Linked DNA regions of Homo sapiens: all the other regions are linked to region 4. A link is a loop called in an ENCODE intact Hi-C map of the cell type or tissue named here. Cell type or tissue: IMR-90. All regions are shown on one strand.

Region 1 (4,000 bases), 950 kb after region 4:
TGGCTCCTAACCATTTGTTCTTTAAATTATAAATGGCATTTAAAAGTAATCTTGGGTTGGTTTTAATGACAGGTTACATGTCCTTAAATTCTGGGGCATCCCTTGTTTTAAAACAGGTCATTTGAAATTCATATGAAATGCTTATAAGTGGAACATTGTTTTATGTCATCACCTCTATTAGATACCCAAGCTCCAGTGGTTCCATACTGGCGCCTGCCTGGTTTAGGCATTATCATCTACCTGCTGAAACAGAGTGCTAATGATTTCTTCAGCTATTATGACAGTCATCGACAGAGTGTCAGCAAGCTACAAAATGTAGAGCAGCTTCCCCCAGATGAGATAAAAGAGGTACGAATCTTATAATGAGCTGGGGGGACTTGAGAAATCATTGCTGTTACTAGGCCAGGGTACTCAGACTGAGTAAAGACAACGTATACAGTATGACTGAAGGAATTGGAATGATTCTTCTGTGTGATTTGAAGAAGACTCCTTCGCCGTAGCACCAGCCTTATAAGCATAGAAACTCTTGACTGAAAAACAGTGAAGTGTAGCACCTGTTCAAGAAAATAGAAAGGCAGCTGGCCTTTGAATGAAGAGTTTTGGGTCATTTATACTCTAAAATCTGTTCTGAGAAAGGCTTCTGTTACAGATTTTTTTTTTAATAGAACTTGGGTAAATGTCTCTGTGCCTTCAGCATCTTCAATATCTGTTTAGCAAATCTTTCAAACAAATGGGATAGCATATGAGACTTGACTGCCTTCCCTCAGTGACCCAGAAGCATTCCCTCTACTTACAGTATTAATAACTAAAGATGCTGCATTACCAGGATTGCTACTAAGTAGCTTGCTGCCTTTTCCATTTGGCACAGCTGAATGTAAGGCATCTCTTGGCCAGTTCCTAAGGCAGTGCTGAAGCTTCCTGGTGTCCTGTCGCAGCCTGAATGTTGAGCCACTTTGTCATTCCTGGTTTGCACCAAGTTTTCTAAAAACTTCCATGTTACTCTTATGAGTAGTCCATGCCTACTCCCTCTTGCCACTTTTCTGGTAAACTCAGGGGACATTTATTGAGTGTCTACAACATGCCAGGCCCTGAACTACATGTTCTACCTAACACCCGGGCAGATATTGTTTCTATTCTCATTTCTCATGTGAGGAAACTGAGGCACAGAAGACTTGCATAACTTACCCAAAGGCATGTAGCTGGCAGGAACAGGGTGAGGCAGGAGTCAATGACTGGGTTTAGGTAACCCCTGAAATTTTGGGTTCATGCCTGGCAGTCCTTCCTCTAATGTGTAGCTAATCAGTGATGTTTGTACTTGTAAGAGGAATTGCATCATCATCATGAAGCGCGTGGCCTTCCATCAGCCTCACTTCAGTACGCCTTCTGTGGAACCCAGCATCAGAACATTAGCTGGAACAACTGTGCTTGTGTGTGTGCCACATTGAGAAGTGGTCATGGGAGCTTTGGTTGATGATCAGATTTTAGTTATGCTCTAGGTGTCTACCTTGTATTTTTTGCAGAAGATACCTGACAACTGTTAGAAATTCTCCATGGGATTGTTATAGCTACTGTTTGAAAAACCTATCATTTTGTCTTGGTTTGTTTTAATGTGACAGGAAATTCAGGGTTTCATCAGCAACCCTGACTGTGTTTCAGGGACAGACTTTTTCAAAAGGCAGCAGATAAATGTTCATTTGTGAATTTGCTTCTTTGGCTGTAATTTTTAAAAATTGCTAGCTTCTTAGATAAAAACTCTTATCTGCAAGGATGTTTAAATTTGAGTGTTTTTCATAGCATTTATCATGGTGACCTGCTGATAGTAGTTTTTCATTAAAAATTTCATTCCAGTTGATGTCATTCTAATACCACATTTGTTTCTTCTAGTTGTGTCAGTCTGTGATGCCTGCTGGTGTTGATAAAATCTCCACTGCTCAGAAATATGTTCTAGCAAGACGGCGCTTGGTGAAGGTGATCAACAATCGAGCTAAACTGCTTTCCCTTTGTTCTTGTATCCTTTATGAAATCATGCACTTGAATGATGACCTTGAAATATAGGAACTGTTCACTTATTCTCATATTATTTGGGCACCAAAACCAGGTGGAAGGAGATAAACTTAATTTTTTCCCAGTAAATGCCTAATGTATTTCCAAATCATAGTTTTTGTTCTTATCTTTTAGAGTAGCTGGTAATACTGATAAAATACATGGGCACTTTCTGTTAGGGAAGAAGGTAGGGACATGAGACTGCTGGCACAGGACCCCAAGGTCCCCACCTCTTTCCTCAGCACACCTTGCTGCTTCCTCTTGAGGAGCCTTCAGTGAGACCCTGTCTGTTAGACTGAGGCTGTGGGTACCTCATTAAGTGAGTGCAGTCTGTCCTTTTTTCTTCTCCTCCGAAACTGGTGTGTAAAACATATTTGATGAGATTATGTTCCTTTAATCTGAGCTCTGGTATAGTTATCATAGAGACCTGCCTATTTATTCTTTGGCGCCATCTGGAGTACTACTTGTTACATTGCATGCCCACGGATTCTCAAGATTCCTTATTTGCCTCGAGAACCTTGTTTAAAAGCAGAAGACTGCAAGGTAAACTTTCTGCTAAAAATTAATGAACCATAAATACCTATTTGTGCCTTGAAAAGCTAGTACCAGTTTTTTTTTATTTTTGTTTCCAGATTACTTAGAGTGAATTGGGTGAATCAAGAGCTGTTTAGTCACTAGACGTAGCTATTTCTTGCATTTTACTTTCTGTTCACGGGACATTGTGCTGAGCATAAGAATATTCTAGAGCCTGCTCATCAGCTGTTCCTTAGCTTCTTGCTGCAGTTAGGGGGCTGATCCAGCTCTAGAAGAATGGAGGAGGTCTGCTATTATGCTGATTCTTATTGCTGGAGTGGGCCTCTGTGACTGATGGCCATATATTGGATCCCTTAGGTGGAAGGAAATAGAGAAAAGCTGAGAACCCTGGTCTGGACCAGTGAAATGCTTTCTAGGGGCTTCCATTTGCTAAAAGTTGAAAATTGAGTTCCCAATCTTGAGCCGTGTTTTTCATGGTGCTATTGTTATTATTCATTGTCATCAGGTTCCTCCACTGTGTGGTAGATAGGTACTTGCACAGCCGGTATGACTCTGTTTTTTTATCTCTAGATTCCTTCGCCTCAGAAACCAATCTAGATTTTAGAAGTGGGCTGGCTATAGTGAGCCAACATGATTTAGACCAGGTAAGGTTCTATTCTCATATTCTTTTATTTTTCTTCATTAAAGTAAAAGGGCTGGGTGTGATGGTACACATCTGTAATCCCAGCATTTTGGGAGGCCGAGACGGGAGGATTGCTTGAGCCCAGGAGTTTGAGAGCAGTCTGGGCAACATAGTGAGACCCCGTCTCTTAAAAAAAAAAATTGGCATACTGTGGTGGCATGCACCTGTAGTCACAGCTACCTGGGAGGCTGAGGTGGGAGAATCACCTGAGCCTGGGAGACTGAGGCTGCAGTGAGCTGTGATTGCACCACTGCACTCCAGCCTGGGCAACAGAGCAAGACCTTGTCTCCAATAAATGAATGAAAGAGTGAAGCAAGACCTTGTCTCCAATAAATAAATAAATAAATGAATGAATGTAAGTAAGTAAGTAAAAAGGAAAGCCTGGTATGTTAATAAGATTATGATTTTCAGGGTTGCTTACAGACACCTGGTTTGAACTCTAGCTTGACCATTTTAACAGCTATATGACTTTGAACAACTTACTTAACTTCCGAGCCTCAATTGCTTCATCTAAGAAATAGGAGGATTCAACCTCAGAGGGTTTTGTCAGAATTAAGTGAGGTTTCATGTATGTGAGGCTGCTAGTGTTGTACCTAGAACATGGTAAGCATTCCGTGATTGGTAGGCATTATGATCTGGAAACTCCTGATGTCTTTTGATTAGCTTTGTAGAACTTTTTAGGTACAAAGTATCACTCAGCACTTATTTTTCAGGAAATAATTTAATGGTGAGATTGAGAGC
Region 2 (4,000 bases), 57 kb before region 4:
ATACTCTATTTGGATTCAATTGTTTTCTTCTTTACTGATTACTTCATACATAACCTGTTTGTTGAAAGAAGCACATTCTCTATGACTATACATCCTCAATTGTATGTTTAAAAAAATAATTCATACTGTAAGGACACAGTCATTGTGTATGTATACAGCTCAACTTCCTCAGTTGCTAAGGATGAATACTGCTCAGGATTAAACATGAAAAGCAGCTCTAGCTAGAGGCCAAGAAAGAGCTGATTTGTACATCAAAGTCATGGTGTCTAAGAGCTATAAATGGTAAATATGTGATGAAAGAGGTTAAGAGAAAAAAGAGAGGTGTACATGCATGAGGTGAGTCAGGCTGGGGTCTGAAATTCTAAAAGGTGGATATGTTTTGCTGATTTGGGGGTAGTTTTAAAGCAGTCAAGATTTGACTGCTATCTCTGGATTTATCCACCTCCCTTCAGAGTGGGCCTGAGTAGAACTGGATTGGAGTTTCTTTAGTGGTTTGTTTAGTGAAGGTTGTCACATGGTTGAAGGTTTGCTTGTAGCACTGTGGACTCCCATTTGGTCATCAGGTGTTGTACTTGTTTTTTCCAAGATAACCTATACAGCACCTCCTCACTTCCTCCAGTAACAGAGGTGAGCTATGGAGGCAGGGTATATTGGATAGATGCAGCTAGGCTGGGTACAGCAGGGAGCAGTGAAGGGCAAGTGTACATATGTGTCTGTGTGGGTGTGTGTGTGTGTGAAAAGCTAGAGATGAAAGTGACATAATGACAACTCTGGATACCCAAGAATGGGCACAGGACTCTGTCCCACAGCTCCCAGCTGTGATTTGTAGTACAGATCTGCTAGCAAGAGACTACAACCACCTTGCTACTTCAATAGCTTTCTCTGATGTGTGGGTTTGCAGTTAAGATCTTATAGCTCTATTTGACTATAGATGGATTCAGCAAGGAATGATAAAAGATGAGGTAGATACACAGAGAAAAGTAGTGGATGTGGGGAGACCAGTCAGGAGGTTACTGCAGTCAATAAGAAAGGATGGCAACCTGAATAGCAAAAGGGTTATAAGTACAATGAAAACAGATATTTTAAAATTATAAGAAAATACAACATAAAATTTTGGTGCCATAAACTTGAAAATCTAGATGAAATGGCTGATTATACAGAAAACACAAATTAACAAAATTGATTCAAGAAGAGATAAGAAACAGGAATAGACCAGCTAGCAGCAGAGGTCAGGGAAAAGGTGAGGTGGTGAACAGCATATGAAAAGATCTACCCTATAAAACATCTCTAAGCTTGAATGACTATGCAAAAAAAACCCTATCAGACATTCAGAGTGTAGATCATTTCCATGATATCCAAATTATGTCAAAGCATCAAAACCAGGAACTTTTGCAATTCATCTCACAAGGTTAGAATAACCTAGAATTACAATCTAACAGTCATTGAAAATTACAGACCAGGCTCTCAAATAAAAATAGATAAGAAATCCTGAATAAAACATGTAACAATTGAATCTAACAGTATATTTAGAAAATATACTGTGCCCAAGTAGGTTTTTATTTCAGAAATTAAAGAATAGCTAAATATTAAATATTCTATTGTGTAAATACTATATGGTGTAAATACTATTTATTTACATAATATAAAAGAATCAATTAATTAATTTAATTAATAGAATAGAAGATAAAGCAAGCAAAAGATAAAGAGTCAGTAATTAGAGAAGTTGGAGGCTAGAAGTAGCCAGTTTGGGGTCTGGTCAAAATACAGGGAAGATGATTATTCCAAGTAAAGAAGAGGGACAATGAGACAATTAAAGTACCACAAGATGTTAAGATCTCTAAGGAGATCTCAGTTGTCCAATAGACATTTGAGGTGGATGCTGAGTGTGGGCTTTTGGCCACAGACACCTCTGAGGAGGCAATCTGTCCATCACTCACTTGGTGACCATGGGCCATTTAATTCAAATCTCTGTGACCCTAAATTCTCACCTAAAAATATGAGGCTAATGTGATGTAGTATATCTTTCAGGGTTGTTGTGAGGACTAAACGAGATAATGAGAACTAAGTAGTTAGCACAGAACCTGGCACATAATAAATTATGGTAGCTGCTATCTTGATTATTAATGTATTTTTTTAAACTGAGACCGGATTGACAACCCCTTCATATGTGCTTTCTTCTCTGACCACCAGAGAGCAGACCAACATTACCCTTCCAGAACGAGCAAATACCTCAGGTTCCACAGCCTGAGAGTTCAGAATGTTTTCGGTAAGCTGCTCTTCTATAAATTTTGTCAGAAGAGCAAACTAACCTTTGTGAAAGGCATAGCAAAATGTCTGCTTTCTTCTTTATATTTTAGTTGAGAAAGGACTGGGATGTAAGTTAAATAGTCACTGAATATGAAATTACATGTAAATATCGAGATACACCATATCTGGCATTAGGAATCAAGATGATAACTTGATGTATTACTTTTCTTTTTGCTTTACATTGTAGGACACTTTTTGAAGTGCTATTATATAGATATAATAGGTATAAATATAATAGATGTAAATATTCCATTTTATCTTCACAATAACAGTGTGAACTACACAGGCCAGAGCACGTTGTTCCAATTTAACTGGTGTGAAAACTGAGGCTTATTAGAGTTTAGTGGCTCATCTAAAGACACACATATATTTGGTGTCACAATCTGAACTTCACCGGATCCGAAGACCACAGCACATACAGGAGTGCTCTTTTGGTTCTCTTTCCCTCCTTCTCTCCCTTCCTGTGTCCTTCCTGCCCTTCTTTTCTTGCTTCCCTCTTTATATTTTCTTTCCTTTCCCCTAGCTCCCCCCTACTTTTTCTTCACTTCCTTCTTCATTATGCAATATTCCACACATATATATGATCTAAATAAAATGAATGTGATTAACCCACCATTCAGCTAAGAAATATTACCAGTATCTCTGAAGCCCAACTGCACACCATACCCAACCTGTAACCTGGATTTTGTAATAATTTTCCTTTTCGTTCTAGTTGTATCATCTTATCACTTATGCATCCCTACAAATATATACATTATTTATTTGCATATTGTTGGACTTTATGTAAATGAAATCATTCTCTCTCTTTTTTTTTTTTTGCTCAAAATTATGTATCTGAGATTTATCCGTGTTGATGTGTATAGCTGTGGTTCATTCATTTTCACAGCTTACAGTACTCCATTTTATTCATCTGTTCTCTTACTACTGGGCTTTTGGGTGATTTTCAGTTTTGTGCTATCATAAACAAAGCTGTATATGACTCTTGCTGTACATATGCCAAACTTTCTCCAAGGTATTCACCTAGGAATGAAATTACTGGTTCATGAAGTGTACTTACCTACAACTTTACAGCTAATGCCGAATTGTTTTCCAAATTAGTTTTACCAATTCCTATGAGCTTATTACTTTGCATTCTCACCAACATGAAATTGTCAGAAATTTTAGCCAATTTCACACCTAATGCTCAGATTTTGGTTTTCAAACACCATTCTGCAATAAAAGGAACCAGCTTCCTTGGAGAAATAGCTGATTCCAGGGCTAGGGCAAGTAATAAACAAGATGATCTTGGAATATCTTGTAGTGCCAGAGAGTAAGAAAATGCTCCACGAAACAAAAACAAACAAAAACACAGCAGCCAATCACTAAGGAGCTCCTAATTGCCAAACCTGGAACAATCAGAGCAGCAAAATAAATACAGTGTACCCTAGAACAACATGGGTTTGAGCTGTGAGGGTCCACATACACATGGATTTCCTTCCACCTCTGCCACCCTGAGACAGCAAGACTAACACCTCCTCTTCCTCGTCCTCCTCAGCCTACTCAGTGTGAAGTCGACGATGATGAAGACCTTTATGATGATCCATTTCCACTTAATCAATAGTAAACATATTTTCTCTTCCTTATAATTTTCTTAATAACATTTTATTTTGTCTATTTTAAGAATACAGTATATCATACATATACAAAATATGTA
Region 3 (4,000 bases), 52 kb after region 4:
GAATGTCATAGACCCAGTGTAACTTCATATCAGCAAGGTATTTTGAATAAAATGATGAAATAGGGATACCTCTCAATGAATTTAAAACTACTTGAACAATCATACCCAAAATGATTAGTGGACACAATTAAGTATGCTGAGGGCTCTGCAATTGAACTGTTGGACTATTCTCTTAGCCTCATTTTGGTCAACATTTGAATCAGTGCCTTGAATGAGGAAGTAGTAGGTATGCTGATCAAATATGCAATGACACAAGTCTGGAGGGGATTAAAAAAAAAGACATAAGAGAGTTGACAGAATCAAGATTTAGAATTATCTTGACATGCTGCAATGCTGGGCCAAGACTAAAAACACAAAATGTAATAAGGATAAATGCAAAGTCTTATTTTTAGGTCCAAAAAAGAATTATAGGGATACAGGATGGAGAACATGCAACTTGGCAGCAGTTGATGTGAAAAGGCCCTGGGGGTCTTGTTTGACCAAAAGCTTCATGTGAGCCAACAGTGTGATATGGCTCCACAAACTTACTGCATTAATGGAAGCATTGTGTGATGATCGTGAGAAGCGTTAGGCTCTGTGCTCCTCACATGGAATCTGGGACATTATTTTTAAATTCTGTGTACATTGGAACAGTGACAAACTAGAGACTACGCAGAGGAGGTGATGAGGATTGTGAATAAAGATGTCTCCTGGTTCTGCACCCAAGGCATACTGCTGGTAACCTTTTTCGTGCTGCACTACTCCTCCAGCTTTGTTCTATGGTCTGTCTTCTCCACTAGACTGCAAGCTCATTAGCAAAGGGATAATAATAGCAATACCACCAACAATGGTTGGAGTTAGCATTTATTGGATTCTTACCATGTGCAAGGCACTTCTCTAAATGCTTTACACATGGATCTTATTCAATCTTCACAGCAATTCTATGAAATTATTCTACTAGTGTCCCCATTTTATGGATGAATTGAGGCATAGCGAGGTTAGGTACCTTAGTAAATCTGGGGGTCAGGGCACAAAAATCAGTCATTTGGACTCTAGGACTGATACTCCTATCCCACATGCTATCTGCCCATTTGAGCTTTGTATTATTAGTCCATTCTCACACTGCCATAAGGACACATCTGAGACTGGGTGATTTATAAAGGAAAGAGGTTTAATTGACTCACAGTTCCATAAGGCTGGGGAGGCCTCAGGAAACTTACAGTTATGGTGGAAAGGGAAGCAAATACGTCCTTCTTCACATGGCAGCAGTAAGGAGAAGTGAAGAGGGGGAAAAGCCCCTTATAAAACTATCGGATCTTGTGAGAACTCATTATCACAAGACCAGCATGGAGGTAACCACCCCCATTATTCAATTACCTCCCACCAGGTCCCTCCCATGACACATGGGGATTATGGGACTACAGTTCAAGATGAGATTTGGGTGGGGACACAGCCAAACCATATTAGCTCTGAAACTCTTTGATCTCAAGCACTCAATTCATGTTCAATAGTTTTAATGGGTTTGAGTCAATTAACACATAAAAACAAAGCTATAGAAAGAACCAAAAAGGCAGAGTTACTCCCTGTACAGGGAGTTGCTTTAGTGCCCAATGCATATTTAAAAAAAAGATATAGATCCATGAGGTTTTGACACACCTGGGCACCAATGCTAGTAGTCACATGTGCAATAATAATCTGGTGTTTTTTACAGTTCGTTTTTTATTTTCAAAAGCCATTTTTAAAAACCTGGATGTCCTTTAATCCTCCAAATTGCCTTGTGAATTAAACGTGGCAAGTTAAGAGATGAGGAAACAAACCCTGAAACTTTATGTTTATTCACCCATCAGGGTATTTATTCAGCAAACATTCATTAAATGCCTACTATGTTCCAGTCACTATAGCAAGATCACAAGAACTTTGAAAGGTGGTGTTATTGTCTTCATTCTACAGTTAAGGATATAGAAGTCCTGAAAACTGCAGTAGCACTAGCACTATGAGGTATTGATACACACACACACACACACACACACACACACAGACACACACATTTGTGATGTATGTCTTGGCCCCACATTACATTTTTCTCTTTCAATGGGTGGAACTGGAACAGTCATTTCCTTGCTGCTTCATTGTTAAATTTCAAAAGTCTGTGCACTGGAAAGGGCTTAAGTGTTATCCAATTAGTAGTTTAGTAATAACTGGGTTCTTGGTTCCCAAGGTGATGTTCTTACCATGAGATAGGCTATGTGAAAAAACTCAAAGTGACATTCATGCAAAAGAAGGCCATTCCTAACAGTAACGATGAAAATGGAAATAAATGTCTATTAGTAAATGAGATCACCCTTGGAGAATGCTTTGAGATCTTTGGGGAAATGTGGTTGGGATGGGGGAGCATGCTGGGACACCTTCCCTCTGTGGGATCCAGACATTCCAGGCTCCCAGCCTCCCAGCTGTGGAATGTCTTGGAATGTGCTCGAAGTCCTGTGGGCTTTGAAGCCTGGGAGCAGTAGAGATCTGCTGGCAGGGGCTGGTTGGGGCCCACCTGGGATCTCTGGTGTGGTTCAGCAGCCCCCAGGGCTGGAAGGTGAAGAAACTAATAGGAAATGCAGAACTTGTCACCGCAGGCAGCCCTGAAAGCAGAGGTCAGCCTGGAGATTAAAGGAGAAACAGCGGTTCCTCTGCCCTTCTTACCAGTATCGAACATCTCAGCATAATTTCCCACAAAGACTGTCCAAGTGCCTTCCCTTTGCCCTGTCTCCACTGGAAGTTAGCAGTGTAACTAACACCTACCCTTCTTTTTTATAAATGAGCATCATCTCCCTGAGCAGTGTTCTGTTTCTTTAAGGTTAGGACTGCAGAGAGATTGTGGGAGGTGGCAGGGAAGGCTGGTGAGTACTGATAGTGGGAAGAGAGGTCCACCAGATATGGAGGCTCCTGGGAACCCTCCCTGCCTACCTTTCTGCCTCAGTTTGTAAAGCCACAAAAGCCAGCCCTTTACAGCAGCCTTTTAAAGTCAATCTAAGATCTTATACTCATAGGAAAAGATTTTTGTTTCTTTCCTGGGAGGCCTTAGGGATTTCCACATTTCCCAGCACTTCTCAGAAGAGAGCTAGTGGGAGGGGAAGATGACTGCTTTAAGTGCAGTTGGCGGAAACTTGGGGATCAGCCCCCTTGGCCCTGGCTTGGTTCTTCCATGAAGAAGCATCTTCAACTTTCATTGCCAAAGGGTGTTTTGCTTCTGTTGAGGGGAGGAGAAGATAGGAGAGGAAATAAAAGCACAAAAATGAAAAACAAAGAATTCCTGAAGGTCTGATAAGCAGTTCAACTATGCACCAAAACATAAATATTTGGCCAAATTAGTTACTCCAAATGCTTTATATTTCTAAAATCGAGCCTCAGTTTTGTTATACTTTGAAGTTTTTCAGCTCTTCACAATCCTGAGCAAATCTAAGGGGGGTGGGAATTGGAGTTCATTTCCTTCTCTGAGAGCTCAGCAAATACTTAACTTCTTTCCTCTGATGCCTGGTAAAGTGATCTTGCTGTTTTGTCGAACATCTCTTTCAAAGTGGAGATGTTCTCTGTGCAATGACTCAATTTAGCATTTTGTTAATGAAAGAGACATAAGCAGCATGTGCTGGATACTATTAGCTTGGAATCAATCAGAAAAGTGTTGCTGGTTATTAAAATATCTGTATCCTAACATAATCTGTGACAGTGTCTGTAGTCTAACTTCTGTCCACTTTTTGTTGAATTCACCTTTTGAGATTTGCATGACTTTACTTGTGGAGTTTCTCACAAATATAAGACTTAAATCTAGTTTATTTGCACAATCACATAGCAGAAATTACTTGTTCCCCGGGGCAGAAGAATTCACATGCGTAAAGTTGAGGTCTATTTTAGTATGATCCTCAAGCAGTTGGTTAATTTCCCCACTGAAGTCTTCTGATACAATCAATGAAAAATAGCCAATCAGATTAGTTGTTTGTGATCATTTTAAAAATAAGCGGGCTGTGTTAAGGTC
Region 4 (4,000 bases):
AATCCTACCACTGCCGGACAGGAAGGCAGGTGAGGCTAAGTAGCCTGTCAGCACCGAGCCCTTCTCCATAGGCAGCTGCTATAATGGTACAGAAACAGGTTACTTATGGAGTTGCAACCTGTTTTTAACCTGTAATTATAGAGTTAAATATAACCATATAAACATCTTGAAAATAAGTGGGAAAGATTCCCTAATGTTCCCATCCTAAGAACTATTTTATTTCTTTCTTTCTATATGCATGTTTCACTTAGACATATTCTTGATTTATATTCATATTTTATTCTTGTCTTTATCATAAGGATTTCTCCATGTTGTATAGACTTCAAACAATTTTACTCCATGGCTGAACACTGTTGCATCATTTGGATAGAACTTAAATGTCCAACAGGAAAAAAAAATTAGGTGCTTTCAATGTTTTGCTGTAAGTAATGTCTAAATATTTAAAAACTCAACCAAGCTAATAAACTGCTATATAAAATATGTTTTGTATATTTTTTATGCCTTGAAAAATATACCTTTATAACAAAAAGTACTTTAAAATATATAAAGCCATTTTATATGACTAAAAGCCACCACGCATCATCAAGGATGGTGATGACAGTCTTCTCTGAAAAGGTTTCATATATATTGAACTTTGAATGATTTTGTGTGTGTTTGCGTAAGTGTGTGTGTGTACCTGTACATGCGCTCCAGGCTGAAGAAGTAACAAGTGCAATAGTCCTGAGACAGAAGAGAGTGTTTAGGCAACAGATAATAGGTAAGGTCAGTGTAACCTGAACAACTTGAAGAAGGTGTTTAGGCAACAGACAACAGCTAAGGTCAGTAGTGAAGGCTGAAGTGGTGTAGGATGGGATTGGGGAGGTAGGCAGAAGCCAAATTGAGCCATGGTAGGGTGAACGGAAGACAGGAAAGGTCTTCCAAGCCAAAGAGTAGCCCAGTAGCCCATGCCCTCATTGCCACTGAAGAGCTTCTGCCATCTGAGCATGTAATCTCTCCAAGACAACATTTACGTTCTTGTGTAAACATAGATCATTGTGTAGCATAATCTCTATAAGAATTGTAATTCCTATCATATTTAAAAAGAGAGTAACAAGGAGACTTCAGTGTTTCTAAATGCACCCCTTCTGAAAGCATTTAAATCTTGATTTTAAATTTTATCATTTAGCTACAATGAATAAGCTCCCCTGGGTCATTCTCTAATGGCAATTTAAGCCAGGTCTTGGATCTTGTTTAATCCTCACAATAATATTCTGAGGTGAACATTTTTATTATATTCATCTTACAGATGAGCCTCACAAAACCTGAGTAGCAAGACACAGTCGCAAAGCTAGTATATAGCTGCAGCAAGATTCAAATCCAAGTTGACCTAACTCCAAAGCCCACGCTCTTGGCCACTGTCCCATACTGTTTTTAGTTTAATTTTTTTTTTTTTTGAGACAGAGTCTCGCTCTGTCACCCAGGCTGGAGTATAGTGGCTTGATCTCAACTCACTGCAACCTCCACCTCCTGGGTTCAAGCTATTCTCCTGCCTCAGCCTCCTGAGTAGCTGGGATTACAGGCGTGTGCCACCACACCAGGCTAATTTTTTGTAATTTTAGTAGAGACGGGGTTTCACCGTGTTAGCCAGTATGGTCTCGATCTCCTGACCTCGTGATCCATCTGCCTTGGCCTCCCAAAGTGCTGGGATTACAGGCGTGAGCCCACCGCGTGCCTGGCTGAAAAAAATTTTTAATTAAAATACCCATCCAAAATTGGTCAAAGAATAAAGTGGTTCAATGAAGCTACAGTGAGCAAGTTTCATTTTCATTCTCTGAAAGAGTAACATGGTGCCACACCAGTTCAACAGGACACCGAGTGGAGCTAGAGAGCTTAGATTTTTTTTCCACACAAAATTTAAGTGTGTGCTTTTGAAAGTGGGAGAAATAGGCGTTTGCTTTCCTTCTTTTCTTAAACTGTCTGCTTTGGTATTTGGAGAATTCAGAGCTTGTATATTAAAGCCTAACTGAACTATATAAATACACACATAGGAAGAGGAGAACAAGACATTTTATTTGCAGAAAATAAAACAAAGCAAAAAATTGTGTTTTCTTTAGCATGGAGTATTAAAAGCCATAGAGCTCCAGCCTTCGAAAGCTATCAGTGCCAGGGCCTTCCATTAAAAACTGTAAAGACCAGTCTAGCTAGTCTAAACAGAAAAGGAATTTGTTAAAGGATATTGGGTGGCTCACAGACTCTTTGGGAAAGCCAAGAGAGTTAAGCTTGGAAAGCCAGTCAGCTGAGAACAAGACTCAGTGAACAGTGTGAGATGGTTCCAGCAAGGACAATGGCCCTGCCGCTGGGCACAGACACTGCCCTCCTGCTGGAACATCTGCTGCTGCTAGCCCACTTGGCAATGGTCAGAGCGATTGCAGAAGTGGCTACAAATCCCTGTCCTCCTCTGTCCATCCACGCTCCCTTACAGGGAACTTTGAATGTCCTCCCAGCTGATTCTGGGCTCAGCTGCTGGGCCGACTTCATTCCTTTTTTCTGCGTGTGAGTTCAAAGTCAATACCAGATGGATTGTGAGCACGGACAGGAATGCTTTCCTGCACTGAGAAATACCTACTTCTCCCCATTGCCAGGCCCTTGGCTCCCACAGCTGTGGCTGTGTCTGCACACACAGGGCCTTTGTGTAGTCTGAATATGCCAGTTCCCACAAACCTCCAGCTGCGATTCCCTTTTTACCAACCATTCCCATCTAAGGAGTCAAAGGACGAATCACATTGCAAGGGACAATGGGTGTACAGGCTTGCTGAGAGAGCTTGCTTCAAATCCATGAGATGAAGAGACTCATGGGCAGTACGAGGCCATGGAGGCACTGCTGTTTTGGCAAAGAATGCTGGTCGTGACCACTTCCTTCTCTTTATTCTTCCTCAGAGTTCAACACTGGCCTTGCCCAAGTACCATGCTGAGAACTGGACCTCAGGAACTCCGACACACACGCCCTTTTCAGAAATTTGTAATTTCATCATTTCTTGACCAAATGACTCCAACCACAGAAAGGCACAAATTTTCCATTGGGATTTATTCTGCCCTCCCCTTTGGTGGGTATACTTTTTCTCTTTCTTGCTTTTGAAACCCCACTCATTATGTGAAGTATAGGTTTTTCAAACTGATTTTAAAGTAAACTTGTTATTAAATATACACATCGTGTCTTTCTGTCTTCCTAACTCCACTTTATAGATTTGAGAATTGAGACACAGAACAGTCTATGGCTCAGAAAAGCTAAATTCAATTTTTATTTGGCCTACGGGCCCTAATCTGGGCTTTGAAGTCTAAAGATCTAGAATTACCCACCGTCTTCCTACCCTCAGTCTGGTCAGACTCCGATGCATAAAGCTGGGAACCTCACTCCCCAAGCACCGGCAATCCAAGACTTCCCGTTTCTGGTTGCAATTGCAGGCTAGTAAATTTGGAGCACAGGATGGAACTATTTCTAGTACAGGCAAATAATTTGTAATAATTAAGAAGTATGAAGTTAATGAAAAGCAATTAACCCCATGGCAAGTTCGGCCATAAATTTTACTCCCAAAGTGAACGCATGATGCAGGTATGAGCCTTGATTTCAGATAAAGAAAAGAATGCAGAGCTATTATTAAATACAAAGTAAAACAACATGAAAAATGCCAGAAGATATAAAGAATGCAAGTAGGAGCCTGGGGGCAGAGGGAGGGAAGAGCTAAGAGAAGGCGGGGGCGGGAGGCGGTGGGGTGGGGGGGTGCGGTGGTGGAGGATGAAGGGAAGGGGAGACTGTTCCAGGGAGCTATGCCAATCTGATGCGGTCTCCAGGCTGGCTGATGCTGAGTGGAAGGGACGACAGAGCTTCCTCCTCCCCCAAGAGACCTGAACCTGGACTTCTACAGGCACCATTGAGCCCCCTCAGCCTCCCCACCCCACCCCTCACCCACCACAGGGAGGAGTCACATGGTGTTCCCCTTTTAAAGCAAGATTTAAAGAATTA
Region 5 (4,000 bases), 200 kb after region 4:
GATTCTACAGAAGAGCATTTCTGATAAATACAATTCATAAGGGTCAAACTGCATTAGGTCTCCCAGATTTGAACAAGTGGAGTCCAACTGTAATCCACGATATTAGTGAGTGTAAAGAAAGAATGGCCAGTAGAAGCTGGCCGCGGTGGCTCACGCCTGTAATCCCAGCACTTTGGGAGGCCGAGGCGGGTGGATCACCTGAGGTCAGGAGTTTGAGACCAGCCTGACCAACACGGTGAGGTCTCTAATAAAAATACAAAATTAGCCGGGCATGGTGGCACATGCCTGTAATCCCAGCTACCTGGGAGGCTGAGGCAGGAGAATTGCTTGAACCTAGGAAGCGGAGGTTGCAGTGAGCCAAGATCACACCATTGCACTCCAGCCTGGGCAACAAGAGTGAAACTCTGTCTCAAAAAAGAAAAAAAAAAAGGAATGGCCAGTAGAAGAAGCCTGCATGTCTGCCAAGTTCAAGACCTGGTTTGGCCCTGGGGATCTAGGAATATCCAAATGAGACAGACCTTGAATCTCAGGGTTGGTTGAGTTTCAGGGTGGTGACATGAGATTTATGGCTTGAATCTCACAGAGTTGTGACATGAAAAGTATTCTCTCCACTTGGAGAAGTGTTTCCTCATGTCTCCCACTGGCTTGGGTAAAATATTACCTGTGATGATTTCACCCCGCTTTGCTCTGACTTCACACTCATGAAGAAGTCGCTATTGACTACGCAGCTTCCTAACATCCTGGCTTGGGGAATGGGAGGTGCCCTGGTTGGGAATGAGAGTTCTCCAGGCACTGAAGATGGAGAGCATTTATTCTATCTTAATTGGCACTAGAGAAGGCATCAGTCTCTTGTGCATCTGTGAGTTCATCAATCTTCCTGATACCTGTCGATTCTGGACCTCCCAAGATCCAATTTCTGGTGCAGAACTGTTATGAATACTCCAAAAAAAAAAAAAGGCCAATCTTTAGAAACCTTTGGAAAAACAAGCCAACTGACCTTGGTGCAGCGTCTCTACTCCATCGTTGTCCCTCTTCACTCCAGAGAAAAAATGACAAGTACTTATTGGCCATCTGCTATATAACTAACACCCTCCTAGGCTGTATCAGGTGCAAAAGTGGTGGTAGGAAATACCCCTTCCAGCAAAAATGTTACACTGTAACTTATTTGGTAAAAACAAGTATATACACAGGAACAATGAACAAATAAGACTGTGTATTTGTATTTATCCATATTTTCTTTCTTTCTTTTATTTATTTATTTTTTTGAGACAGAGTCTCATTCTGTCACCCAGGCTAGAGTACACTGGTGTGATCTCGGCTCACTGCAGCCTCCACCTCCCAGGTTCAAGCGATTCTCATGCCTCAGCCTCTGGAGGGGTTACAGGCGCACACCACCATGCCAGGCTAACTTTTGTACTTTTAACAGAGACGGGGTTTCACTATGTTGGCCAGTCTGGTCTGTAACTCCTGACCTCAGGTGATCCTCCTGCCTCTGCCTCCCAAAGTGCTGGGATTACAGGTGTGAGCCCCGACACCCGGCACCATACGTTTATTTCTATCTGTAGATCATAATCAAGTGCTGATCCCAGTCAGAGGTTATTACAAAATATAACAGAACCTAATAAAGTGTTATTATATAATGTAAATAATAAGCACAACACCTAAAGTATCTGAAACACATAATGGATTATTTCTCTAGCAATAGGAGCAATATGCTTTCATCCAGGTCTGACCACCCCCCAAAAAGAAGGAAATCAATATTTTTTAAGACTTTATATGGTATCACTGGAAAAAAATCTGGATTTCATTCCAGCTATAAAAGCCATGTGTAAATTTAATATCCAGATGCAAAAGGTGGACACCCACAAATAAATTTATGATTGTGGAAATATTTAGACACTTTGAACAAGAGTGGTACACACTGAGAATTCTGTGGCTTAGGAACTAATATGCTTCCTTTGAAGATTTGACCTTTTCTTCTGCACTAGAATTATCTCCTGAGTCCTTATAATAATTTCCTTCACAACCTGTACCTATGAACAACAAATCTACATTCTAAAATATATCACTATGGCCTAGATTCAGTTTCTTATGGGTAGAAATCACATTCTTCATGTACACACTTCTTTCCTAGAATTATATAAAGCAGGTATTATTATTATCGTTTTCACCGAGACCAGAACCAGAATTTTGTAGATGTGCACCAGCCACCATTCATTCAAGAAATTGTTAGAGCCCTGCTATTTCCAAGCACCGTTTATTGTTTTAAAGATATGTTTCAAGTTGGAGGGCAGAAAGGAGTTAGAGGCATGATCCTTTTCAGATAGAAACTTTTCAGGAAAAGAAAATAGTCCAGTTGTTTAAAAAACCCTGGATTTTAAAAAGAGCTTAGAGAGTCGGCCTAAGTAATTGGTGCAAGACAGTTTAAACAGAAACAGGGAGTCTCACAGCAAGTTGGCTGGAGGAGCTGACTCATACATTGCAACATAATTATTTCCCAAATAACATGCAAACAAGAGTGGGCTCAAGCTTTCTGGTCTCTCTCTCCCTAACAAGATAAATTAGAAAGAAATAAAGTCAAATCCAGGAAGACTTCATAGAGGTAAGGCCTGGAACTGGTTCTTAAAGAACCACTAGAATTCAGAGAAGCAAAAGGAGTAAGAGTGGGCATAGGACTTACAAAGCAATTCATTTGGAGAAGAAAAAAGAAAAAGCAAAAACCCTGGATATAGCACAAAACTGAATGAATGATCTCTCTAAGAGATGCTATTATCAATGTGAAAATGATGTTAGGATGTGTTAACAGGAACGTGGCAGGAAGCACTGGGACTTCAGCCAGGCCTTGGTCAGCTTTTATTATGTCCAATTTTGGTTTCCCGTTTGAAGAGTTGTTATAGTCAGGCTGATATTAAAAGGATGGAAAATAGGCATTGGCGTCTAGCCTAGAAAAGACGAGACTAAAGGATGACTTAATACCTGTGGCCCTCCTAGAGATAAGTAGGTTTCTATTTCAGCAACAGGAAATCTAGTTCGATAACAGGATAAATTGAGCGTGAGAGTGATTAAACACTGGGACCTTGATCACAGGATGTCACCTACTGAAGTATAGTTCTTTAGCTCTACTGCTTTCAGAGTACTGTTCACTTTCTGTCTTATAATAGAATTTTTGTATACATGTCTTATCTCCCTTTAGGACTGCCCTTCTTATCTTTGCATCCCCCACAGCACTTAGTGCAATGACTTGCTTGTAGTAAACATTCCAATAGTGCTACGCGAAGCAAAGCAAAAAGGAATGTGCTGGGACAAAATAAAACTACATGCTCACCATTATAAGGGCAATAAGACAGTGTCACAACCCAAGCCCCTATTACAGGCCTAGAGACAGATGAGGCAAAGAATAATTAAGAAACGTGTATCAGCACAGGCCATGAAGACGCTGGTGAAGAACCACTGGAAGACTAGGATGAGGAGTAAACTGTGATTTTTCCACAGCAGCTCCTGCATTCAAGATCACAGGACATGACAGAGCAATATAGTTTAAGTGAACACGTTCAACGCCATGGCAGGGGCAGGGGATGGGAGATGCCGTCGTCTATGAGGGGAAAACTATGAGAGGCCAACAGAAAGGAGGAAAGAGATGCTGCCTTTGAATATGTAAACTCCTTTACCTACATTCCTGTTCACCTTGGGGTGGGGGAACAGCTGTCTAGGCAAGATTTTTTGCCTAGTTCTAAGAGTACAGAGCCTATGAATTTCTTCATAAGAAAATTTATCTCCAACAGCCTTTTCAAACGTCCCCTTTGTACTACTCGAACTGTTGCCTCCCTAGTGGTAGATTTCCCTTAGGTTTATGTGTTTCCATAGTAAGTGAATGGCTCTGTGCATGTTATGTGTGTGCATGTGTGCGTATGCATGCATGCGTGTATATGTGTGTGCCTGTGTGTACATGCATGTCTGTATGTGTGTGCATGTGTGCGTATGCATGCATGTGTGTGTATGT
Region 6 (4,000 bases), 66 kb after region 4:
GCATCTGATTCAACCATCTCAGTTAGATTCTGACTTCCAGTCCCTTCTCTCTGGCAGGAGGCTGGGGACATCTCCACAGGCAGCCCTGACCATATTTGTTTAACACGTAACTTCTGTGGGATGAGATGAAGTCCCAGCCCATCCATCTAGATAGCCATCTTCTTGTCATAGGATGAAACCAGCCTGGGTTTGAATCCTGGGTGAGGAAGTCACAACAGAGTGAGAGAGAGAAAGCCTAGGTGACTAGGGGGTAGGTTCCTGTGCTGGGGCCTGAGATGTGGAAAGGAGAGACTTTATAAAGAGAAGGGAGAAGAGAAAATGATGAGTAAGACCATCTTCTTTAGGTAAACCTAAGTGTGTATTATAAATGTTAGCATTGGCCACTGTCGCTTATAAATTGCTGCTGTCATTTAAAAAATTCTGTATCATGTCTTCTTCATGACTTTTTAATACCACCCTTGTCTCAAGGTACAAGCACAGAAGTGTGAGTTGAAAAGAAAATGTCTATAAAATAATACATATGCTCTAATTTTCAACCAAATATGAAAGGTAAACCTAAAACCCACTGCTGATATCCATGTATAATCCCTTTTGGCTCCCAGAGGTACCTCTGTTAACAGATGTGTAGTCCCGGAAGGACTGCTTGACATACAAGAAAATACATGTATGATATTGCTTCATGTGTGTTTTATATAACTGGAATAATACCACATATATCATTAGGAAAATTACTTTTTTTCACTCAACAGTCTATAATGGAGATCTTTCATTTCACCACATATAGAGTTCATTCTACTCAACTACTAAACGCTAACTATGGACAAATAAGCTGTTTCCAATGTATACAATTACAAACAATTGTATAAATACAATGTATAGCTTATATGTGTGTGTGAAGGTTTCTTTAGAGACGATCAGGAAAAGTAAAATTGTTAGACAATAGGGTAGATGAATTTTTATTTTAAATAGGTATTGTCAAATTTATACCTCACCTAGTAAGGCAAGAGAATACCATTTTACATTACTCTACTCAACACTACTATATATTTTACTTTTTTTTTATTATTATTATTTTTAGATGGAGTCTCACTCTGTCACCCAGGCTGGAGTGCAGTGGCCCAATCTGGGCTCACTGTAATGTCTACTTCCCAGGTTCAAGCTATTCTCCTGCCTCAGACTTCTGAGTAGCTGGGATTACAGGCGCCCACTACCACTCTTGGTTAATTTTTGTATTTTTAGTAGAGACAGGGTTTCACCATGTTGGCCAGGCTGGTCTTGAACTCCTGACCTCAAGTGATCTGCCTGCCTCAGCCTCCCAAAGTGCTGGGATTACGGGCGTGAGCCACCATGCCCGGCCACATATTTCAAATGTTGCTTCTCTGGAATGGTATTTCTTTGTTTGCATTTAAGTATTTTTTTTCATTACTGGCGTGGTGAAAATATGCTTCATTATTGTTTCAATTTGCTTTTCATTGATTACAAGTAAGATTGAACATTTTTGTGTATGCCTACTATTATTTGGTTTTACTCCTCTATGAATCCACTTCCCATATTCTTTGCCCATTTTTCTATTGGGTGGCTTATCTTTCTTCTTATTGATATAGGAGTGATTTATAGATTATGGATTTCCTTCAGGGCACAATTCACATTGTAGTCTACTTGAATGGCTCCCCCCGGTGGTGTACAGTACACAGCCTGCACAGCCATAACTGGCAGTCAGCTTTTGTTTGTGATAAATATGTAAATATTTTATCCTTACTCTGTCTCTTGTCTTTACATTTTACTTGTGTTATTTTTCACAGTGTAGAAGTTGTTTTTCTAGTCATATTTATCATTCTTTTCCTTTGTGTTGTTTGCCTTCTGAGTCTTGTTTAAGATAATCTTTCCTACCCAAAGTAAAACATTTTCCTGTATTTCCTCTGATTCTTTTATAGTTTTACTTTTTATGCTCATATATTTAATCTATCTGGAAATGACTGGTGGATGATGTGAGATAGGGATCTAAACATTATCTTTGTCCAAATGGATAACCAATAATACCAACAAATTATTGAATAGACATCCAAAAGACATCCCTTAACTAAAATACTACCTCTACCACCATGCCCTGCTAATTTGTGTATTTTTAGTAAAGACAGGGTTTCACTATGTTGGCCAGACTCGTCTTGAACTCCTGACCTCAGGTGATCCACCCGCCACGGCCTCCCAAAGTGCTGGGATTACAGGTGAGAGGCAGAAGAATTGCTTGAACCTGGGAGGCGGAGGTTTCAGTGAGCCTAAATCGCACCATTGCATTCCAGCCTGGGGAACGAGAGTGAGACTTTGTCTCAAAAAAAAAAAAAAAAAAACTAAAAATTAAAAAAAACCTAAAACTAAAAAATTCAAAAATTAAATACTATCTCTATCATATGGCATTTTTTTCCTATATTTGTAGGTCCATTTTGAGGCTCTGAATTCTGTTCTTATGATTAAAATTATATTTGGAGAAATTATTCATTTAGCTACAGTAGTCATGGGTTATCATGATCTATTAGTGAGAGTTTGGGTTTAAATAAAAATCTACTCTATATTAAGTTTAATTCATAGTATATAACTTGATGTTATAATAAACTATGTATTATAAATTATATGGAGTTCTCACTTCTGACAGGAGGCTCAGTCTAAATAACCCTTTTGTTATCTTTTAAAGCTCCCACATTGAGGACCTGCATGATTCTTAGATCAGATCTTGGTGTCCAGTGAAGCAGCCAACTTGATTTTATTTCTTCCTGAATATTATTATGACTTGAAACTCATAACTTGATTCATAGTGTATTAATAAAATTAATTCATATATCTTTTAAGTAAACTGATAATTTAGAACAAGAGTTCAAAAATATAAATATGAGCTTTTCCATGGGCCCGTAGGAACCTTAAATGCCATCCAATAGCACAGTTTGACAAATAGTAGTCAGTGAATAAATATATGCAGAATGACTGAAAGTAGCGCTATGCGTAACTTGAAAACCGCCACTTACGCTCATTTTTCTAGGCACTTTACTGATTTGCTTCATTCAGAGTAGCTGTTTTGCTCTTGCTGTTTTAAGGCATATGGTATTAGAACTTGGCATGAATTGCTTTCTTTGCCAGAAAATTTTGAGTCAATTTAGTTTTTTTCTTGGGCTTTTTTTTTAAGCCTGAGACACTTAGTTGTTTAGTTATTGGCTATCAAATAAACCCCTGAAGCATAAACATTATTCTCCATATTGGCTTTCCATATGGTGCAACTGAATGAAAACTGCACTTACTTTACTCTTCCTTCTCTCTGGAGAGCACAGCCTACGTAGACTAGAATGTGAATGACGACCCCTGGAGTTGTGCAGTGCACAGTACTGTTCTCCTTCCACCTCCCACTTCCATTCTCTACGTTTCTCTATCCAAAAAGATCCTCCTGGCTCTGCCTATAGATAGATCCTACTATCTATCCTGTATGTTCGCTTGTTGATGCTTACAATTTGCAGGTCTGTGTTCCTTGAAGACCTCATTCCACAGACTGCAAACGTTACTCATGTAATTAGCCTGGAGACTTCTAGCAGTTTCCAGGCCTGAGTTCTTATCAGGGTTTGTCTTACAAGAGTTCAAATGGTCTCCTGTATGACTATTTTAAAAATATGGAGGCCAGGTGCAGTGGCTCATGCCTGTAATCCCAGCACTTTGGGAGGCCGAGGTGAGTGGTTCACGAGATCAGGAATTCAAGACCAGCCTGGCCAACATGGTGAAACCCTGTCTCTACTAAAAATACAAAAATTAGCCGGGCATGGTGGTGCGCGCCTGTGATCCCAGCTACTCGGGAGGCTGAGGCAGGAGAATTGCTTGAACCCGGGAGGCAGAGGTTGCAGTGAGCAGAGATCACACCACTGCACTCCAGCCTGGGCGACAAAGCTAGACTCCGTCTAAAAAAATAAAAATAAAAAAAAAAAGGAGTCCAGCAAAACTTTCAGAATGGCTCTACAGGAGGATG
Region 7 (4,000 bases), 140 kb after region 4:
CATTAAGCTTACTAATGAGATTTTTGATTCATATGCTATTTCCTAGGCTAGGCAACATTTTTAATTTTTCACAGTCTTGAACTTTAATCCTTGAAGGGTAATTCAAGTTTCAGAACTTACATACTGCAATTTGTTTGGGGTGGCAATTTGCCATTGATTTGCCTCTGGGTTCTTTTGTTCTCTTTCAGCTGGGGGACTCAAAGGTGGTCATTTATTAAGTCCAGGTCTACACATGACCGCTGAAACAACTGGTTTTCAATCAAATCTTCTAAATAATCCAACCATTTTTGTGCAGTTGATCAGATTGATTTAAGATATCAATTGCTCTATTCAAACAACAGTGAATGAAATAATTGTATGACTGGACAATCTTTACTTTTCTTTCCTCCTCCTCCTTCTTCTCCTTCTTCTCCTTCTCCTTCTTCTTCTTCTTCCTCTTCTTCTTTAATAAGAGTTTCTCTTTGGAGTGGTGGAAGGATTGGTTAAGATCTGCATTCTAGCTTCAACTCTTCCACCTCTATCTGATGCTTGAAAAGTTTCTCTTAACCTTTCAAGCCTCATTTTTCTTTTCTATAAATGGAGAGAACAAACACTGACCTTGTGCTATGTTTGGGACATTAAATAGATACTGTGGCATTTGATACACAATTGGCCTACAATAAATGTAATTTTTTCCCAGTTCCCCCTCAATTGTACATACGGAGTTTTCTGCTTTTTTTCATTTTCTATTGTGATGATAACTTCTCAACAGAAGGGTTAAAAGAATATTTGACACCCATTATATTACGCTGTTAAAGAATATTAGAACTAGAGATATACGTCACTTGGTCAGATCTGAGCTCCAGGGCCTGATGTCTCTGATGATGGCAAGAAGAGACTGTTGTTGGAATTTGTGTTATTCTCTGAGACTTTAAGAATACTACCTTTCCTTCAGAGGCTTTTAAATATCTATTATGCAGTAACATCTCTAAACTACTCTTGAACCTATGCACATTTTTATCATGGTACCAGCATTGAAAGTAATAGATTCCAAGTGTTTAATACTTATAATGGAAAGAGGTTTTTCTATTATTTGACCTAAAATGATCACTTCAAAGCTTTAAGATTTAGATAAAGTGGGGAGAAAGGGGGATAGGAAAAGGAGCATGGGAAAAGGGGTAAGGTAATTAACATTTATAAGATGATGGCCAAGTTTATTAGAAAACAGATGGAGTCATACATTTGGGTAGACCTGAACTTCACTTCCAGCTCTGTCTCATTCCAGGGCAGAGTTGTTAAGAGAATGTAATGTACCCGCATTAAAATAAATTTGCTTTGTTAACTATAAATTTAAGTTTGGATTTCCTCTTTCCAAGCATTTATTTTTATAAGTGATTAGGGTAATTTAAGGTCTTTAAATTGCTATAAAATATCTAAGCATTAAAGAGGGGTGAGAAAAATTAGCATTTTAAAATTCTCTATATAAGGATAATTTTATACTCTAACTTTTGGATTTATAGATATCTTATGTATATTTTCCCAGAAAAAATGTGAAGATTTCCCTTTTGGTGAAGTCATTTAGAGTTCATTGTTGGTTGGTATAATCTGCAAAATTATATTCAATTATGCAATTAATGTAAAATATTACATCACATAATAACCCAAGGTCATTTTATACTTACAATAAAAAATTGTTTTGACCCTTCCTGTAGATTAACCTCCCAAATGATTTATTGGTCATTAATAGCTCAATTTTTAGACCCAGGGGTCAGAGCTCAGGGCATTGCAACTGAGGGTAGATCCCTGTACAGACTGACCAGAGGAGCCCTGGGTATGCCGGGGAGAAATACATGCACATTTCTCAATGTCTCAGGCTATGTTTTCCTTCAGTTTCACCAACACCATCTTAATTCAGGTTTCAAGAATCTCCAAACTTACCTACACACTCTAGTTTAGCCCTTTCAAGTATCATTCCATCCTGTAAACTGATTTTAAATCTTCCCAAACTACTGTTTATATAAAAAAAACTTAGTCTCAAAATCTCCCCAAACTACTGTTTACTTTAAAAATTTTAAATTAAAGAGGGGTGAACAAAACTAGCATTTTTAAATTCTCTATATAAGGATAATTTTATTATTCTATTGTCTGCTCCAAAGAATAAAGTACAAAACTGATATCCAAGGACCCGGTCAACATTCCTGCTTTCTCCCACCCTCCCAGGCAGGCTTTTGAATGTACTCACCCACGAGCACAGCTGCCCATGACCACAACTGATGTATTTCTGTTCTGCTGATGTTGCTCCTTCGTCATGTTTGAAATATTCTCACACCTCCTTTCTAGTTATCCAAATCTTAACTCTTTAAGTGCCAATCATCTTCCTGAAGCATCTCCTAAGTACTCCAGCCCACCTAATCAACACACACCGGAGCTTTTCTAGTCCATTCTTCAACTTTTTACAGTTTAGGAGACCCAATTTGCAGAGTTTGTGACTTGCCTGAGGTCACAAAGCAAGTTAGTAGTGTCACCATGACTTAAAATTGAGGTCTTTTACCACGAACACTGTTGCCTGAATTCCCTAAACTATCATGATAACAGACATTTTACTGATAATATTGGTTTTGTATTGTTGGTTCATTGTTCCTAAGTATGAAACCTGGATATGCCCAAATTGTTCCTGGATTATTCTTTCATTTCAGATCCAAATAAAATAATTGGGGCCTCCATCTCAATATTTCTGAGAATCCCCAAGAAAGAGATAAGGTGGTGGGATGCCTTATATTTTTGTCACCTCCTGCTCCAAATTCCAGTCACCCATTTACCTCCTCAGTCCAACCTCTACCTGCTTAACTCTGAGCATGGAAAAGTTCTTTTTTTCTTCATTCCCACAAAGCTGCTGCATTTAACAGACTTTGATGAATGGTTTATGGTGATAGAAGGGCATTAAAATGCAGCCCACACTGGATCACAGCTCAAAATTAAATATTTTAATTTGAGAAAAAAATTAACTCTTTAGCTCTTTGCCTTAATTCTCTCCCATGTGATTTTGGAGTGGACAGGGCCATTCAACTTTTACAACCACAAAGCAAGGTCAGGATATTTATGTAAACAAAATACAATAGTTATCTACCCTGGGCTTATGCCCTTAGTAACTCTAAGAAGCAATAGAAGTTTTGACATTAGTTTTTCTTTAACTTGGCCCAGGCTGAAATCTTAGGCAGATCTCCCTATCTCAGTGGACCAGGACAATGTCAGGAGCCAATGGGTATTCATTTGCTACATTCTTAGTTGGGAAAATGAATCCAGCACTATTTTCCAGAATGTAGTAAGATTAGGAAGAGAGTAAAAACAGAAAATGGGCATTTTTTGCCATTTGCTGAGCTTTTTCTCCATACCAGGTTCTATACTGTTATACACGTTACCCCATTTCCCTCTCACAACAACCATGCAAGGTAGGCATTCTCCACTTTTCAATGGAGCAAATAAACAATTTGCCAAAGTCATCCAGTAAGAAAGTGGCACAATCCAGAATTCAAACCCAGATCTGCCTGACTTTAAAAGCCTTTCTGGACTTGGCCAGATGACAACGGCAATGGCCCAGGCACAGGAAAGAGTGAGGACCATATCACATCACATGATATTCCAAATTTATCAGAGTGCTGAGAGTCAGAATAAACAGAAATGTCAGTCAAAGGTGTTATTTGGGGAAGGTGATGGAGGGTCCACGATGGACTGAGGTTCAGATAGAGATGACTTTTTTCATTCATTCTTCTGTTTAAAGCTACCGGATTTAACACAAACTCAGGACCGTCTACAGAATCTGAATTGGATATCCCCAGGTCACTTAGTTTTTATAACCCAACAAGGGCAACATATTCAATAGACTATCACCAAGAGCCTTTCTGAGCAGCTTGTATTTATTCATCTTGCCTGTGACTGGGCAAAGGGGGCAGGTGTCTGGCTTTTGTTACTGCATAGAAATACAACTTTGGTTTCGTTGATGTGAACAGATAAGCACTGCATG

The links. Peaks named below come from ENCODE experiments on the same cell type or tissue, not always from the same donor. Only the 100,000 strongest peaks of a DNase experiment are listed, where the experiment ranks them.
Region 1: a loop joins it to region 4, with 6 times the contacts of the local background. A loop is called at or near these places in 2 of 110 quality-filtered maps.
Region 2: a loop joins it to region 4, with 3 times the contacts of the local background. A loop is called at or near these places in 15 of 110 quality-filtered maps.
Region 3: a loop joins it to region 4, with 3 times the contacts of the local background. A loop is called at or near these places in 55 of 110 quality-filtered maps.
Region 5: a loop joins it to region 4, with 5 times the contacts of the local background. A loop is called at or near these places in 13 of 110 quality-filtered maps.
Region 6: a loop joins it to region 4, with 8 times the contacts of the local background. A loop is called at or near these places in 54 of 110 quality-filtered maps.
Region 7: it touches region 4 in a loop (2.8-fold over the local background); 7 of 110 quality-filtered maps call a loop at or near these places.

The regions. Positions count from the first base shown.
Region 1 is chr7:135,643,011-135,647,010 of GRCh38, forward strand. It overlaps NUP205 (nucleoporin 205), which reads left to right. Exons shown (of 43, transcript NM_015135.3): 39 at 182-348; 40 at 1,885-2,008; 41 at 2,458-2,586; 42 at 3,148-3,221. Among named protein-coding and RNA genes, the nearest start is that of STMP1, 18 kb to the right of the region's middle. In IMR-90, a CTCF peak has its summit at 2,499 (motif pointing left); a DNase peak (open chromatin) is centred at 2,501.
Region 2 is chr7:134,630,953-134,634,952 of GRCh38, forward strand. The region is part of intron 1 of LOC124901750 (a long non-coding RNA gene); the gene reads right to left. Among named protein-coding and RNA genes, the nearest start is that of BPGM, 14 kb to the right of the region's middle. In IMR-90, a CTCF peak has its summit at 2,194 (motif pointing right); DNase peaks (open chromatin) are centred at 159 and 2,219.
Region 3 is chr7:134,740,032-134,744,031 of GRCh38, forward strand. All of the region lies in intron 1 of LOC124901750 (a long non-coding RNA gene), which reads right to left. It also overlaps a transcript of CALD1 not described here. Among named protein-coding and RNA genes, the nearest start is that of CALD1, 38 kb to the right of the region's middle. RefSeq lists an enhancer at 2,099-2,752. In IMR-90, no CTCF peak of the experiment used is centred here; DNase peaks (open chromatin) are centred at 2,390 and 3,220; H3K27ac peaks cover 1,863 bases.
Region 4 is chr7:134,688,341-134,692,340 of GRCh38, forward strand. The region is part of intron 1 of LOC124901750 (a long non-coding RNA gene); the gene reads right to left. Among named protein-coding and RNA genes, the nearest start is that of BPGM, 43 kb to the left of the region's middle. In IMR-90, a CTCF peak has its summit at 1,853; a DNase peak (open chromatin) is centred at 1,881; H3K27ac peaks cover 1,181 bases.
Region 5 is chr7:134,883,692-134,887,691 of GRCh38, forward strand. All of the region lies in intron 3 of CALD1 (caldesmon 1), which reads left to right. Among named protein-coding and RNA genes, the nearest start is that of AGBL3, 100 kb to the right of the region's middle. In IMR-90, no CTCF peak of the experiment used is centred here; DNase peaks (open chromatin) are centred at 2,450, 2,940 and 3,250; H3K4me3 peaks cover 610 bases; H3K27ac peaks cover 1,536 bases.
Region 6 is chr7:134,753,944-134,757,943 of GRCh38, forward strand. The region is part of intron 1 of LOC124901750 (a long non-coding RNA gene); the gene reads right to left. It also overlaps a transcript of CALD1 not described here. Among named protein-coding and RNA genes, the nearest start is that of CALD1, 24 kb to the right of the region's middle. In IMR-90, a CTCF peak has its summit at 1,684 (motif pointing left); no DNase peak of the experiment used is centred here.
Region 7 is chr7:134,824,055-134,828,054 of GRCh38, forward strand. The region is part of intron 1 of CALD1 (caldesmon 1); the gene reads left to right. It overlaps LOC124901750 (a long non-coding RNA gene), which reads right to left. Exons shown (of 2, transcript XR_007060537.1): 1 at 1-4,000. Among named protein-coding and RNA genes, the nearest start is that of CALD1, 46 kb to the left of the region's middle. In IMR-90, no CTCF peak of the experiment used is centred here; a DNase peak (open chromatin) is centred at 2,257; H3K27ac peaks cover 166 bases.